Regions from separate parts of the Homo sapiens genome. Here all the other regions are linked to region 1. Evidence: chromatin contacts called from ENCODE Hi-C or POLR2A ChIA-PET data. All regions are on one chromosome and are shown on one strand. Each heading gives the region's core, a stretch centred on a gene start or an enhancer-like site at or near the end of the contact. The rest is flanking DNA. Distances are from core to core; before and after follow the strand shown. Region 1 holds the start of TMEM39B (transmembrane protein 39B). Region 2 overlaps COL16A1 (collagen type XVI alpha 1 chain). Region 3 holds the start of COL16A1 (collagen type XVI alpha 1 chain). Region 4 overlaps ADGRB2 (adhesion G protein-coupled receptor B2).

Region 1 (3,735 bases), core at 777-3,276:
GGCGTGGTGTCTCACGCCTGTAATCCCAGCACTTTGGGAGACCGAGACTGGCAGGTCACTTGAGGTCAGGAGTTCAAGATCAGCTTGGCCAACAAGGTAAAACCCCGTCTCTACTAAAAAGTACAAAAATTAGCCGGTGGTGGTGGCACGTGCCTGTAATCCCAGCACTTTGGGAGGCCAAGGCAGGCGGATCATGAGGTCAGGAGATTGAGACCATTCTGGCTAACATGGTGAAACCCCATCTCTACTAAAAATACAAAAAATTAGCAAAGTGTGGTGGCACACACCTGTAGTCCCAGCTACTTGGGAGGCTGACGCAGGAGAATCACTTGAAACCGGGAGGTGGAGGTTGCAGTGACCCGAGATCACACCACTGCACTCCAGCCTGGGGACAGAGTGAGACTCCGTCTCAAAAAAACAAACAAACAAAAAAACAAAAATTAGACCAGGCGTGGTGGTGCACACCTGTAATCCCAGCATTTTGGGAGGTCGAGGTGGGTGGATGATTTGAGGTCAGGAGTTTGAGACCAGCCTGGCCAACATGGTGAAACCCCGCCTCTCCTAAAAATGGAAAAATTAGCCGGGCATGCTGGCGGGTGCCTGTAATCCCAGCTACTTGGGAGGCTGAGACAGGAGAATCGCTTGAACCCGGGAAGCGGAGGTTGCAGTGAGCCGAGATCGTACCACTGCACTCCAGCCTGGGCAACAGAAAGGGAGACTCCAGTCTCAAAAAAACAAAACAAAACAAAAACAAAAATTAGCCGGGCATGGTGGTGCACGCCTGTAATTTCAGCTTGTTGGGAGGCTGAGGCAGGAGAATCGCTTGCACCCAGCAGGTGGAGGTTGCAGTGAGCCGAGATCGAGCCACTGCTCTCCAGCCTGGGCAACAGAGACTCCATCCCCTCAAAAAACAAAATAATAAAATAAATACACCCTCCTGCCTGAGGGACCTTGCACTAACTATTCCCTCTGCCTGAAATGCCCCCTTTCTCCAGAAATCTGCACCACTGACTCACTCATTTCCTTCATGTGTTTACTCAAGTCAACTCTGAAGCCTGCTCTGCCTGCCCTATTTAAAACTGCAACCCCATCCCCCTTTCCTGTTTTTCCTTCACACCATTCCCATCTAACATACTACAGAATTTACCAATTTTGTTCATGTCTATCTCCTCCCACTTGACTGTAAGCTCTATGACTATTAATGAAATATCTACTAATTCATTCAATTAATTGAATACTGCTATTAAGTGCCAAGCACTGTGCTAAGCAATGGAGCTACAAGATGACTAAAACTGCTTGTAGGTCTTGTGAGGGAAGAATCCTAATGACAATAAATGTAGCTCATTTAGTCAATGCTTCTCCAAACATCGTGATGGCTAATACTAAAACAGACTCAGTTCTGCATGCTCTATTTCATTTAACCCTCACCGAAACCTACACGGTGACCATCAGCAGCCTCATCGTAAAGCATAAAAAAACAAGATTGCAAGGCTGGGAAATGGCAGTCAGGATCTGAACCACGGTGTTGACAATGAGAACGGTGAGTAACGTCAAATGTGAGAAATATTTAGGACTTAGGCTCACAAAGACTAAGGCAAAGATCGGATGTGGGGGCCGAGGGAGGGAGGAAATGACTCCTGGATTTTGACTGGGGTGGACTAAAGCGCAGTGAGGCCTAAGAGAAGGATGAAGCGCAACGTGGGGCTGGGCTGGAGGTGCCTGCGGACCGGTCAGGGATATGGTCCACCCCTAGGGGAGCGGAGAGGCGGCTCCGCACCCTCCTCCGGTCGCCGCCGCCCCGGTCCAGGAGATGCTGAGAGAAGACACGCACGGGAAGAGCAGGAGGTGGGTTCCGTTCCCCTCCCTCTTGAGTCTCTTCACCAGCAGCTGCAGGAAGGGCGTGGGGGACCGAGAGACAAAGAGCGCGCAGGCACCGCCTCCGTCCGGGCGGCCCCTTTAAGAAGCGCGCGCCAGCTTCCAGCCCGCCTTGTATGCAAATGTAGCGGCGCGGCGGGAGCGCGCGGCTGATACCCGGGACTGGGCTGCGGCGGTTAGTCCTCTCCCGGCCGCCGTCGCCTCCGACATATTGCCCGCAGGAGCTGCGGCGGCGAAGCGGAGAGCACCGGGGGGAGGAGATGGGTGAGCAGAGCGGCTCAGGCTCGGCCTGGCAACGAGCGGGCGCACGGGTTAGGATGGCCAGGCTGCTAATTGCTGCTCCACGCGGACAGGAGCCCGGTGACGGGAGGGGGAGGGGATGCGAGCGCAGACGGGATCCCGCCCCCTCCTGTCGTTTTGCGGGGTGGGGCCTCTGTTGTGGGGGCGGGACATTGGACGGTGGGCGGGGCTTCTAAGACGAAGCCCTGTGGGGGCTTGGGCTTTCGTGAGGACCAGCTCGTCGGGGCTAGAAAGGGGGGCGGGACTTACCAGTGGGCGTGGCTTCAGCGCTAAGGGTGGAGATTCTGGGCAGGGGGCGCTAGTGCAGTCGGCGTTTCTGGGTTGGAGGGGTTACACTGGGGGCGGTGGAGCGGGGAGACTTCCGACTGAGGGAGCCCATTCTGGAGTGGGGCTTCTGGGCTGAGAGGGCTTTTATTGGCTTGTGGGCGGGGTTTCTGGGCTGACAGTTGTGTGTAGGCGGAGCTTCTGGGCTGAGGGGCTTTATGTGGGTGCAGAGCTTCTAAAGAGAGGAGAGTGGGTGTGGGCAGAGCTTCTGGACTGGACTAAGGGTGTTTGTGTGGGATTTTCTAAGCCAAGTATAACAGCGTATGAACAGAGCTTCTGGTCTGGGGGTTTATGGAGGGCAGAGCTCTTCGCCAGGTACTTTTTAGAGACTTGTGGAGGTTTATAATTTTGGGCATACATCCAAGCCCAAAATTGGCTCCGAAGTGTGGGAAACGCTTCCGAGCTGAGATGCTACGGCGTGGGGTGTATGTGAATGGAGGCTGCTGTGTTACTGTGAAGAGGTATGAACAGGTTATAACTTTTTAAAAATATGTATATGTATGTATATATATTTTTTAATAGAGACCGGGTTTCGCCATGTTGCCCAGGCTGGTCTCCAACTCCTGGTCTCAAGCGATCCTCCCGCCTCGGCCTCACAAATTGCTGAGATTACAGTCGTGAGCCACCACACCCAGTCAGGTTGTGACTTTTTTAGGTGCTTAGGAGCTTTGTGCAGAACTTTTGTGCGAAGTGGTGCGTGGGAGCTTGGGCTAGACTGCTCAGCCTAGTAGGTCCAATTTTTCAGTCCACAGCCACAGGATTCTCCCAGCCATATCCTTGACCCTTTATTTAGGCCCTGGGTCCTGCCCATGAGATCCCAGAATGCCCTTTGAGCTGAATCATGGGGCCCTGGATGAAAAAGCTGTCCCAAAGTTACCCAGAGTTATAGGCCTCCAGAAACTTATGTCTGAATGGGGCCCAATGTGTACCAGAGTTGAGAGCACACGACCCAGCCACGATACTGTGACATAGTGTAAGCTGAGTTTCCTAATGTGTGAAAAACCTACCTTGCTGGGTTCATTCACTCATCAACATATACTTGCTGGGCACTGAGGTAGGGGATATAGCAGTGAAAAAGATAAGGTAACTGACCTCATTGACCTTTCATTGTAATAGGACAGACAAGCAATAAGCATATTAACAAATGAGTAAGATAATTTCAGAGAGTGAATTCTGGTGGAAAAAAAGAATAGAAATTGGAGAGAGAGTGATGGGGAGTTACTTCAAAACTTCAGA
Region 2 (3,735 bases), core at 376-2,875, 410 kb before region 1:
CCACGTTGGTGTCCTCCTTCAGGACGTGCTTCCCCCTTCTCTCAGCTCCTCGCTCATCCTCCCGCCCAGGAGACGAAGGTGGCCTGGGCTGCCTATCACATTCTACTCCTCCATCAGACCCCCTGCCTCCTCCCCACCTACCTCCCTGCCTTTCCCCCCATCACAGCAGACAAGGGCCTGGGCTGCACAGAGGCCGCAGGCATCCTGGGCCAAGCAGACATCCCGAGGAGCCCACTGGTCCACTGCAAGCCCTGTCGGCCTCCAGTAGTCACTGGGCCCATCCTGGAGGCCTCTTTTCCCAGCCTCAGTGCAACTGGGTCAGTCTTGGAATTTCCTGAAAGCCTGATGCTAGGGGTGGGACAGGGGCATGGGAGCTGCATGGCTCAGATCTGTGACTTTGCCAACCCAGGGTCCTGCTCACCTTCTCTGCTTGAGGGCCAGGTGGGCCAGGTGATCCAACTTTGCCTGGGAATCCAGGGGGACCCTGTATCAACAAAGGGGCAGGCAGGAATGAAAGTGGGGCTGGAGGGGGAGCTCCCCTTCTTTATTCTTCCTGTGCATGATGCACTGTTGTTAATGCAATTCATTTTGACTTCCTAGAAGCACCACTTGGGAGCATTACGTCTGCCTGGCCTGCTGGGCTGGGGCCCACACAAGAGGCTGGGCTCTCCAGGTCCTGGTTCCTGGAATCAGGCCTGGCCACCCAGGCCGTTCTCCCCTGCCTCTCCCCTCTTCTCCCCAGGACCATCCTACCCCAGCCTGGCCTGGTCAGGCCTGCCCCTCCCGATGAGACCACATCAGACAGAGCTGGCTTTGTGTCTTCTTCACTCACCGGTGGGCCCGGAAAGCCTGGCTGGCCTTGAAATCCCTAGGGTGAGAAGCAAGGGGCAGTGTGCTGTGCCACCCCCTCTCTCCTGCCTGGCTGCCCAGGTGGAAAGAGTGACGGGGGGGGCACCCTCAAACCCATGGGCTTTGCCCTCCCCTCTGCCCACCATGGCTGGCAGGTGAGGCTCTGGGCATGAGGTAGGTCACAACCCAAGGACAGGTAGGGTGGGGAGACTAGAGCTGGTGATCACCAGGGACCCAGCTCCTTCCCTGCCTCCCTGCAGCCAGGTCCCAGTCGTCACTCACCTGGTCGCCCTTCTCACCGGAGTTACCTTGGGGTCCTCGCTCTCCTCTGGGACCCTGTCACCCACAGAGAACAATGCAGCCGAAACCTAATCTTCCTGCCCTCAGACCCCAGGACAAGACCAGGACCACATCTCCCCATGCCCTCCTTCACTCACCGCTGGGCCTGGGGGGCCTGGGAGGCCTTCAGATCCTGGGGGGCCCTAAGGATACAAAGGAACAGAATCAGTCACTCCTCCTGGGGAGGTGAAGGATGAGGTAGGGGGATGTGACAGGGGACTGCCCAGAACAGAGGTGGCATGTGCTGGGAGGCCCCTGGGCTGGCAGGCCCCCTCTGCCTGATCTGCTCAGGCTTCCCTGCTCTTGCCCGAGCTACTGAACCAGCCTCCTAACTCGTCCTGCCACCTCCTGGCTCACTGCAAGCCAGCCAGCAAATGGCTGCCCTCTTCTCCTCCAGCATAGCTCTGATTATGTCACTCTCTTGCTCAAACACCTTATGCGGCTCCCTCTGCCTCTGAGTGGGGCGCACACTTTCCACCAACGCTGGTCTTTGAGGCAGCCTGTGATCTGGCACCAGCCACCCCTTCCCACTTCTCCTCCCTCTCTCCTTCTCATCTTCCGCCTTGCTCAGTCAGACTGCTGTTCTCTGACACACTCTATACCCTCACACCCCCAGGCCTTTGCACCCTTAGCACAGCTTTCTCTTCTACCTAGAATGCCCCCTTCCCCCCTTCCTAGGTCCCCTGAACCCTTGCCAAATCATCTGATGGCTGGAAGCTGTTCCTGCAGTGCCCCACCCAGCCTCTCCCTCTGGAATTCCCCAGTACAGACAGCCACAGGGATCCCTCCCTCCTGCTAGTCAGCTCTCAGCTCATATGCCACCTGCTCAGAGAGGCCTTCCTGCCCCTCCGCTTCGATGGTGCCCAAACACCTCTCCAGCCCCTTCCCCTGTCCCATTTCCTCCATGAGTCCCAGTCCTCATCGTTCCTAGGCACTTGTTTATTCATCTGGCAGCTCCCTCCCCCACGGCAGGGCAAGAGGGCAACTGCGCTCTGTTCATGGAGACATCCTCAGAGGGGAGCCTGGCACCCCACAGGCCCCTGAGAAATATCTATTACTGAGTAAATGCCTGATGGAGTTTGCTGAATCCCACTGGGGCCTCACTGAAACTGGTGAATCTGTAAGGCTGCAGTCCCAGTTTGGCTGATCCTAGATCTGAGGTTTGTGAGGTTTGTCACCAGATAGATGTGTGTTCAAGCCCAGGTTCCACCACTACCTCACTCACTAGCTTCAGGAGCCTGGGTGAGTCTCAGCTTTGTCACTCTGGGGGCCCCAGTGTCCTCATCTGGTCACAGCCCAACTCCTGTGCTCAACGTGGGGCCTGGCAGGCCTTGGCTCTGGAGGGTGGCTCTGGGGAGCTGGGGTCCACTGGGGGTCTATAATCCCAGGTCCTCCTTTGTAGGAGGCGGAGGAGTGCTTCTGCGGCTGCCTCCTGGCACCCTCCCCTTGGCAGCCCTGCGGGGATTCTCCTCACAGCCTCCACCTCCACAGCACCCAGCCTGTGCTGCAGGCTTGGGGGCAGGGGGGCAGCAGGGGTCACGATCCTCCCCTTCACAGGCTGCTGCCAAGTCTCCAGCCCGAGACTGTGTGGCTCCACGTGCAGCCCTGCATCCAGCCCCACGCCGCTGGGACTCACCGGCTCTCCTTTCTCTCCCGCTGACCCGGTGTAGCCACGCTCCCCCTTGATGCCCTGACAAGTGGCAAAGAGACAGTGGAATTAGCCCCACAGAATTAGTCCGTCACGGCACTAATGCGAGGAGCGGAGACTGCAGCTGGCACCCAGACTGGCTCTGGGGGAATGGCACTGGGAGGACCGCTGGGTGCTCCAAAGCTGCCGTGCCTCCCATCTGCCACCGTGCCCCCCAAGCCCCCAGTGGAAAGGAGGACACACCCACCCAGCAGCTTCTGTGGGGGTGGCACCTCTAAGCTGTCTCTCCAATCTCCCAAACCCCTCACCCCCAGGAGGCAGATCTCAGTTCTTGCTGTGTCTGGGCCTGGCAGAGTGCTCTGAGAGTCAGGCCTGAGCAGAGTGGTGGGACCAATCCACACTGCCAAGGGGGCCTACAGTGGGGAGAGGGGGCTGCATGGACTTTAGGCAAAGGAGGAGGCTGAAATGCCCGGTAATGGGGAGCCCGCCGAGGGTTGCCCAGCCTGGCTGTGTCCTGACCACCAGCCCAAACCTCTGGTACCTGGCACCCACTCCCCAGCAAGGGTCCCCTTACTCACAGGCAGTCCTGGGGGGCCCGTGGCACCTGGGTAACCTGGTTGCCCTGGAGGACCCTGCAAAGAAAGGCAGACATGATGGATAGCCCCCCAACATTTCTGTTCTCCCCTCGCTGGGTAAGAGGATGGCCAAAGCTAAAACCTCTGGGGCTGCCATCTAGCAGGTGCCAGCCTGCCCCAGCATTGCACACTGGGCCATCTCCCCAAGCCCCAGGTCCCCTCGGTCGTGACCACCACCACAGACCTGGGCTGGGGAGGCGAACCCCAGCCTGGCCCAGACCCTGAGAGCTGAGCCGGAGCAGGGAGCCCAGAGCAGGCATGAGG
Region 3 (3,735 bases), core at 674-3,173, 370 kb before region 1:
TACTGTGACTCTCCTGTGTCATCTCACCTGTATTTGCCCCATGGCCGAAGGTAGCCCAAAGACCGAGCAGCCACAGGCCAGGAGCCCAGGATACCCACATCCCGGTCCAAAGAGGTCAGCTACAGCCACAGCACCTGAAAACCACAGAGACCGGGAAGGCGGATTTCTGAGTTCACACAGCACAACTCCACACGTGGGCAAGTCGTGGACAGCCTGTGGGGCCCAGGCACTGGTATTGGGGTGGCAGGAGGTCTGGCCAGGCATCAGTCTCTCTCAGAGGCCCAACCACAGCCCTTGGGCTAGGATTTGAGCAGAGGCGATATTCAAAATATTTAACCACCGGTATGGCACGGATACCAGCTTTCAGGCAAAGCAGAAAGCTGCCTACTGCACTGAAATAGTGTCCAGGCAGCATCTGGCTGTGCCAGTGGATACTTGCTGGATTGGGAGAGGTCTAGAAGGTCTTAGAAGGCCAGAGAAGTTGGAATAGTGATGAGGGCTTAAAGAAGAGGCTATTCTTCAAGACACGTGGAAGTATTTCAAGTCTAGCATCTTGTGCACTGTCCTGGTATATATACCAGCCTGATACCTTACTAGCGCACCCAGCTCAGCCCAGGAAGCCCTCCCAGGCACCCACAGGGTCAGGGGCTGGTGACTGGGCTGAGATTGTGGGCCACAGCCTTCCATAGGGCTGTGTGGGGGCCAAGGAAGCTTTCCCCATAGGTATAGTGGGCAGGAGAGCAGGTCTCTAGGGCTCAGGACCTCATTGCCAGCCACCCCCGCCCCCAGCTGATGGATGCTTGTCTTTTAGTTTTATTAAACCCTGATGGATGGGCCCAGATAAATCGATGCAGGCTCAGCAAGTGGCCAGCAGAGCCATACATCGTCTGGCCTCCCCCAGGACAGGCAGCTCACGTGCACAAACACAGAGCCATGCATGTGTCAGCACAGCACATGCAGATGCGCAGGTACATGTACATAAGGACACATATGTGGTACCAGTGTGCATACAAAGCTATCTGCACACAGGCATGCTCACGGAAACATATGCTCGCTGATATACCCAGACACACCAGCTTGCATATACCCACATGCGCACAGCCAGCCTATGACCACTCCTCCTGTAGGTCTTCCTGTTGGGAAGTTCTAATGCAAGTCTGACTGCATTCCTTCCAACTCTAATGAAATCCAATTTTCCTTCCCTCAATCATGGATAGGAAATGAAAACAGAAAGGACCCCTTACCCCAATATATTTGGAGATAGGACTCCAGCCCCCTTCTCCCTGGGACAGAACTGTGCCCCCAGCCTGCCTATTCATCCCCCATCCTAGTGATATACACATCCCAGCTCTCAAACCCTATCCTGGTCTTCCTCCTGCCAGCCAATAGAAGGGCTGCCAGCTGTGGCGCCATGTGGGTGCATGTGGAGGCGTGAGGATGGATGTGATCCTGTCCCCTTCCGGCTCCTAGTCTCTGGTCGCCACTCCTCAGGCTCCAGCCAGAGTGCAGGGCTGCAAGGACAGAGCCAGAGAAGCTTCCAAGGAGACGGCTCACCCCAACACAGAGGCATAGATTTGGGCGCAGGGAGTCAGAACCAGGATGGAGTTTAGAGCTCATCTCGCTCTAGAGAAGACGACCAAGGCCCAGAGAGGGAATGCCACTTTCCTCAGGTCACACAGCAAGTCTGGCAGAAAGGGCCTCTCAGCCCAGAGCCCTGAGGCCGCCCACTGTATCCCTACTTACCGGTGGCCGGGGATCCCCCCACCTCACTGAGCAGTCCAGGCAGCAGGCGGAGGAAGCAGAGCCCAGGTTCCTCAGGTCCGCTAGGGGTTCTCTATCTCTCCGTGACGGTCACGGGTCCCCAGCTTCCTGGCGCTCGAGCTCTCCCGGCTGTCTGCTGCCCGGCGCACGCCTGCCGGGGACTGCCGGCCACTCCGGGTGGGGGAAGAGAGGCGGTTCCAGGGGGCTGGGGGCCTGCCAGGGACACTAATGGAACACAGCTGGACCGGCCCGCCAGGGAGGAGGAGGAGGAGGGCCTAGAGGGGGCTCCAGCGGCACCAGAGGCGGCTAGACTGCGGGGTGCACAGCCCCGCCCCGGGTCTGGCCGAGCTCCCAGGCCCGCCCCTCCTGCCTCACCGCCAGGTGAGCGATCCTCGAGCTAGGCGGGACCCTACGTGCCCAGAGCTGCCCTGGAAGGGGGCTCCTGCGGGCCCTTTAAGAGTCAGGCCTGGAGTTTGAAGAGCTCCCCCTTTCCATGTCCCTGGCTGGGCCCCCAGAAGGCTGCGGGGTGGGGGGGCGGGGAGGGGACAGGGGTGGAGGGAGCAGGGTAGAGACCCTCCTCCCAAGTGCGTGGCACCCATGATGTGGCTGCCGCCCAAGCCTCGGTGGTCAGCTTTTTCCAATTCCTCTGCCTAACATTCCCAGTCAGTCTGTCCCTAGGTCTGTCTGTACTGGGAGGAGGAGGGTGGGAACCCCCTCCCTCCTCCGTGCTAAATTAACCCCCTCTGCTCTGGCCTGACTCCCAGAGAAGTGAGACTGAGGGAGTCCCCTTATTCCTCCTTACTCCATGAGGTTGGAAGGGCTCAAATCCCTGGCCCCTGCTCTGGCTTTGCGGTTCCAAATGTGCTGTGTAACCATACTCCGTTTTCTCATCTGGAAGATGGGATCGTGAGAGTATATGCCTCATAGACCTTTGCTGTAAGCAGGAAATGGGCCAAAGGCTGTAAGCGCTTAGCACACGGTCTGGCACATGAGAGGAGCTCAGTAAATATTTGCTGCTATTATCGTTATTACTGTGATCCCTGGCAGGGGACGGGACTGGATTTCAAGCCTTTACACCAGCACTGGGGAGGGACCTGCTTTATATTCACGGTCCAAGGACGCAAGAGGAATTGAGCTGGGCTGAAAGATTGGAGCTCTGAGGAGGAAGGAGCCGGTAATGTTCCGAGTTCTGCCCAGAGGCAGGGCCGTTGACCAAGGTGGAATCCCCACCAAGGGTCTCCTCCCGCTGTAGACCGAAAGCAAATTTATTGGCACCAAGGCTGAGGATCCACAAAGTAGGTTCAAGAGGCCATGAGATGCTGGGCTGAAGAGGGAGAAACTGAGCGTCCCCAGTTGAGGGGGGCTCTGGGGGCTCTGTGGAAGCAACGCGCCTAGCCCTGTGGCCTCGGCTAACCCGGGGTAGGGGGAGGTTGTAGGGGCAGGCCTGGGATTTCCCGCCTCCAGACCCAGAGGCGCTGAGTCAGCGGAAACCCCAACCACGCCACAGAGGCGCCCCACTGTGGTCCCAGTGAGGAGCTGGCCCCAGATGTGGCTGTGGCAGTGGTGGGGCCTGGGAAGTGCTGAGCTCAGCAGGCGGGAAGCGGAGGGGGTGGGGCCTTCTGAGCACTCTGGCCTGCGGGGTGGGTGGGCACAGGCCCCGCCTGCCCTACCAGAGGGTGCTGCCCCAGCAGTGGGCACTCGGGAGAGGTGGGAAGCGCATATAGGTCAGGCTCTGTGCTGAGAACTTCACATATGCTAACTCCTTCGATCTTTACAACAACGCCTTAAGGCAGAATTCCATTTTTATTCCCAAACCTGCAGCACAGGAAAAACACAACTTGCCCGGGATCCCACAGCTAGTCAGTGGTGGAGCAGAACTCATGTCCAGCCAGCCTAGACTCAGCACGTGCTCTTAACCACCATGCCATCCTGACAGCTCCCACCCGTGCCCCAGACAGGGCAGGTGGCTGGGCC
Region 4 (3,735 bases), core at 463-2,962, 330 kb before region 1:
ACAGGCTCCAGGACCCCCACTCCTCCCACACGCCGTGCACTGCAAGGAAGCACGTGGCCGGTGGCTGGGCGGCACCATGGCCCCGCCCACCACCGGCGCCTGCCCATCCGCCCACCAATCAGGAGCTCCGCAGCTCTGCGGCTGCTCCTCATTGGCTCTGCCCCGGGATCTGTTGCCAGGGGGATCTCCCAGGGCCCCACCAAGGCGCGACCCTTTGAAGGGATGTGCAAGACACAGGCTTCCGGTCCTAATTCACATAGGACAGCCCCTGTGGACGCCTGGACAAGGGGGCCAGGACCAACAGGAGGGGAACCAGGGGTCCTCCTCTCCTGAGGGCACAGGAAAATTCAGGAAAGGACCCAGGACCCACGCCATTCCACCCCTCCCCATCCCACCCACCCCTAGACCCAGAGCCTGAATACAACACAGCAGTCCGGGGGCAAGAGAAGCGCCCTTCCCAGCCCCAAGCGCACAGACACACAAATAAACATGAACCTCTACATGGACACCGACACACCGAGCTCACACGCTGGAACACAGCTTTGCCCCAGGCCTTTGCAAACTCCTGCCATACCCCCAGGTACCAAGAGCCCTTCCCAGGTAGGCCCTGCTCTAAATCCACAGCACCACTGGCATGGCCTAGGCCTCACTTCACCCACTCAGGGAGCAAGGAGCAGGACTGGCTGAGGCTACCCTGCCCTTGCCGTCTCAAGCAAGCACATGCATTTCCTTAACAACTACACACTCAACTGAGGGAGGCTTAGGGGAGGCTCCCTTGAGAGGGGGTGTCCAAAGGAAGGAGGGGAAGGTCAGGGAAGTGGCGTTTGTCTTAGATCTTGAAAGACAGGCTGAATTTGAATAGCCAAGGTCAGGGAGAAAGGATAGGACAAGAATCAGCAAATGCAGGGAGGTGGGAAAGTGCGCAAGCTACTGATATGGCCAGAGCGGAGTGGGTAAAAACACGAGCCTTGGTTACCAGGATGCAGGCACTGGGGGAATGATGTGCCCAGAACCGGGCCCAGTAGCATGGGCCCTGGTCTGATCCATCTGTGCCCCCAGTGCCCTGCACCGGGCTGGCATGGTACGCAGAGTTGGGCATGGTGTGGGGAACAGCCACATTTGTTGAATGAAAGGAGGAGGCAACCAACCATTTTGGAGATTAATCTGCCCAAGTCCCAGGCAGGACCTAACCCTGCAGGCAGGTGGGGTGGGGAGGAGGATGGGCCTACCTGGGCAGGTGGCTGAATTGTTGCAGGGCCTGGTCTCCCGCAGGGGCCCGCTGCACAGGGTCCCATAGGGGGAGGACACACAGGAGCGGGTCCGCACCTGCAGACCCTGCCCACACGTCAGGGAACACACGCTCCACGGGGACCACTCCTCAGCCGCCGGGTCGCCTACGAGAGAGGGACAGCGTCGGCGGCAGGGGGCACCTCCCAAGCACTCAGTCTCATAGGGATAGGGGGAGTGGCAGTAAGGTGGGGGCAGGCATCAGAGGGCTCCTCCTACCCTGACCCCAAGTAACAGGCTCTTCAGGAGGCCACCCAGCCCTTCCCACAAGCTTCATGTGGCACAGACGCGACTGAACTGCAGGACAGAGACAGACAGGCACACACCAAGCACACACACCACCAGACGCACACAGTCGGGCCCCCGCCGCAGAGGAAGGGAGGCGGGCCCGAGTTACCTGTCTGCGCCATGTATAGCCCAGGCTCATCTGCAGACCTCGGCCACTGGGTTTTCACTTTCGGTTCCTCTTCCGGCTCCTCACCTGGAACACGGAGGTGGTGGCAGGGGCTCAGCAAAGGCCAGCTAGGTTCTGTTACAGTGGCACAGTGAAGGCAGCCTTCCTTGCCCTCCGCCTGAGGGCCTGGAACCAACTGCATGATGCTCTCTCAGGATCACATTCTGCCCTCTGCCCCACCACCACTATTTCACAGACAAGGAAACTGAGGTTCAGAAGGCTACACAGGACTAGGCCCTGACCTCACAGTCATCTTTTCCACCTCTTGCCTCAGCCAGATGTGGGGGAGATTTAAGGGGCATGGCTGCCCATATGAAAGAGCTCTGGGAATGCTTCTGTGCCAAGTGCGGCCCATAACCCTCTCCTTTAGTCCTCTCACTGGAAAGAAGAACCATCATCTCTGTTTACAGATGAGGAAACTGAGGGCTAGACAGGGGAAGTGCCTTGTCCAAGAGCACACAGCTGCATTTGCTCCTCCATTGTACTGACTCCTAGGGGCTGAAAAAACATCCAAGCTGAGCTGCTGCAACCCTGGCCCCGAGCCTATCTCTGAGATACAGTTCATGCTCCCCAAGCAGCACTGGACTGTGACCTGGAGGCACAGGTCAGAATGCCACTCCTCTGAGACCCAAGGGGCCTAGGACAAGTGCCCACATCCAACAGACCTTTCTCCTGCTGGCCCTGAGGCCAGGAGAACAGCAGGTGCTCGAGGAGGCCAGGCTACCTTGACCCTGGCCCCACCAGGCTCTCAGCTGCCCTGATTTATGTGTCTGGGCTAGGCCTTGGAAGCACTACCAGCCCTGGTGGCTTCCATTCTCCAAAGCCTGGCCCTCCTGCACAGACATGAGCTCATCAGGGCCCTCTCCCACAATGGGGTGTCAGGGAGGGGCAGACATGGGCACAGAAGGGAAAGGCCCAGCAGCCTCTGCATGAGCAGGTGGGACTGGAAGAGCCTTTGAGGATGGGCTCACCCCATGCTATCCCCAGACTATTAGGTGCTCCTCTCCCCCACCTCCAGGCTCCTTCCTATCTCTAAAAGCCAGCAGTACTGGACAGGCACGCTGAGTGTGAAGGGACCCACCAGGGCTGCCTCTTCCTGCCCCCTGCTGCCCAGCCCGGGCTCTGCAGCTGAGAGGAAGCTCTTTCTCACCAAGCATGAGGAGCAGCCACCCTGAGCAAATCTGCTGCTGGGGGCTCAGAACTGCCACCCAGCCCAGCCTCTGGTCTCATCCACTCTGGGGCCTTTCCCTCCACGTCAGTCACCAGCCCCAGGGCCTGATCCACATGATCCCTGAAATTTCTCCATCTCTGAAACCTGGACTCCCAGAAGAGCTTTGGAGTGAATTAACCCTGGATCCCAAATGGGGTGTGGACATTGACCAGCTGTGTGGCCTCGGGCATGTCTCTTCACCTCTCTGACCCTGCTTTATCCTCTGGAGAACAACATTCATTATACTCCGCCCCCAGGACTCACGTGAGGACCCCCTGCCAGGAGGGCCTTGAAACCCTCAGCACCCTGCTTGGCACACGGCAAGTGCTCAGAAGACAGTCATTCTCGTTTATTTTTATCATCTCCCTTCTCTTCACAGCCTCCACCCCTTCCAGCCCCTCATGTGCCACCCGAGCCTACTCCCTCTGAATAGCATCTGCAGTTCCACTTGGCCCCTGCCTCTCTTGGGACCACAGAGGAGGTGGCAGGGCCAGGCGTGCCAGCTCCTCGATCCCCTCCCCCAGCCCTGGAGCCTTGTGACAAGCTACCCTCTCCACGCCCACCCCCAGGCTGCTGAAGAAATCTATGGCTGTGCCAACTGGCACCATGACAGCTTCAGGGGCTCCACATCCGCTGGGCGCCCGGGACTTCTCAGTGGCCCTTCTTGGCTCTGTTCCTTCCTCATTCCCCGCTGTGGCCATACTGCACCTTGTCCTCTCTCCTCAAGCTCATCTCTGCCCACTCTCTCAGCGATGACCTCAACATCGGGAGCCCCCAGCTTCTT

What was found. Hi-C counts contacts between places; a loop is a spot of excess contacts on that map. ChIA-PET counts read pairs that join two places held with the same protein, here RNA polymerase II (POLR2A). Pooled maps may share reads with other maps.
Region 2: a loop to region 1 is called in a map of prostate gland, with 5 times the contacts of the local background. The contact joins the enhancer-like site here to the promoter of TMEM39B in region 1. A Hi-C loop is called at or near these places in 23 of 168 maps with a recorded cell type or tissue (B cell, CD14-positive monocyte, CD4-positive, alpha-beta T cell and 14 more), 8 of 37 single-sample maps with no recorded cell type and 31 of 50 pooled maps. POLR2A ChIA-PET finds 5 or more read pairs at or near these places in 2 of 52 experiments (A673 and B cell).
Region 3: a loop to region 1 is called in a pooled map, with 2.8 times the contacts of the local background. The contact joins the promoter of COL16A1 here to the promoter of TMEM39B in region 1. A Hi-C loop is called at or near these places in 3 of 168 maps with a recorded cell type or tissue (CD8-positive, alpha-beta T cell, ascending aorta and naive thymus-derived CD4-positive, alpha-beta T cell), 1 of 37 single-sample maps with no recorded cell type and 14 of 50 pooled maps. POLR2A ChIA-PET finds 5 or more read pairs at or near these places in 3 of 52 experiments (K562 and WTC11).
Region 4: a pooled map shows a loop between it and region 1 (2.4-fold over the local background). The contact joins the enhancer-like site here to the promoter of TMEM39B in region 1. A Hi-C loop is called at or near these places in 2 of 50 pooled maps. POLR2A ChIA-PET finds 5 or more read pairs at or near these places in 4 of 52 experiments (A673, BJ, MCF 10A and 1 more).

The regions. Positions count from the first base shown.
Region 1 is chr1:32,070,913-32,074,647 of GRCh38, forward strand. It overlaps TMEM39B (transmembrane protein 39B), which reads left to right and starts at 2,027. Exons shown (of 9, transcript NM_018056.4): 1 at 2,027-2,139. The coding sequence starts at 2,136. RefSeq lists an enhancer at 1,426-2,031.
Region 2 is chr1:31,664,751-31,668,485 of GRCh38, forward strand. It overlaps COL16A1 (collagen type XVI alpha 1 chain), which reads right to left. Exons shown (of 71, transcript NM_001856.4): 51 at 3,415-3,468; 52 at 2,825-2,878; 53 at 1,287-1,331; 54 at 1,132-1,185; 55 at 833-868; 56 at 422-484. Among named protein-coding and RNA genes, the nearest start is that of PEF1, 22 kb to the left of the region's middle. RefSeq lists enhancers at 1,051-1,590, 1,591-2,129, 2,670-3,207. Within about 2 kb of position 1,626, at least 8 of the 41 ENCODE cell types and tissues checked have a DNase peak (open chromatin) inside an H3K27ac peak, as active enhancers do.
Region 3 is chr1:31,702,094-31,705,828 of GRCh38, forward strand. It overlaps COL16A1 (collagen type XVI alpha 1 chain), which reads right to left and starts at 1,924. Exons shown (of 71, transcript NM_001856.4): 1 at 1,744-1,924; 2 at 28-134. The coding sequence starts at 100. RefSeq lists an enhancer at 1-35 and a silencer at 3,345-3,394.
Region 4 is chr1:31,742,964-31,746,698 of GRCh38, forward strand. It overlaps ADGRB2 (adhesion G protein-coupled receptor B2), which reads right to left. Exons shown (of 33, transcript NM_001364857.2): 5 at 1,685-1,768; 6 at 1,230-1,394; 7 at 1-39. Among named protein-coding and RNA genes, the nearest start is that of MIR4254, 14 kb to the right of the region's middle. RefSeq lists an enhancer at 1,806-1,855. Within about 2 kb of position 1,713, at least 3 of the 41 ENCODE cell types and tissues checked have a DNase peak (open chromatin) inside an H3K27ac peak, as active enhancers do.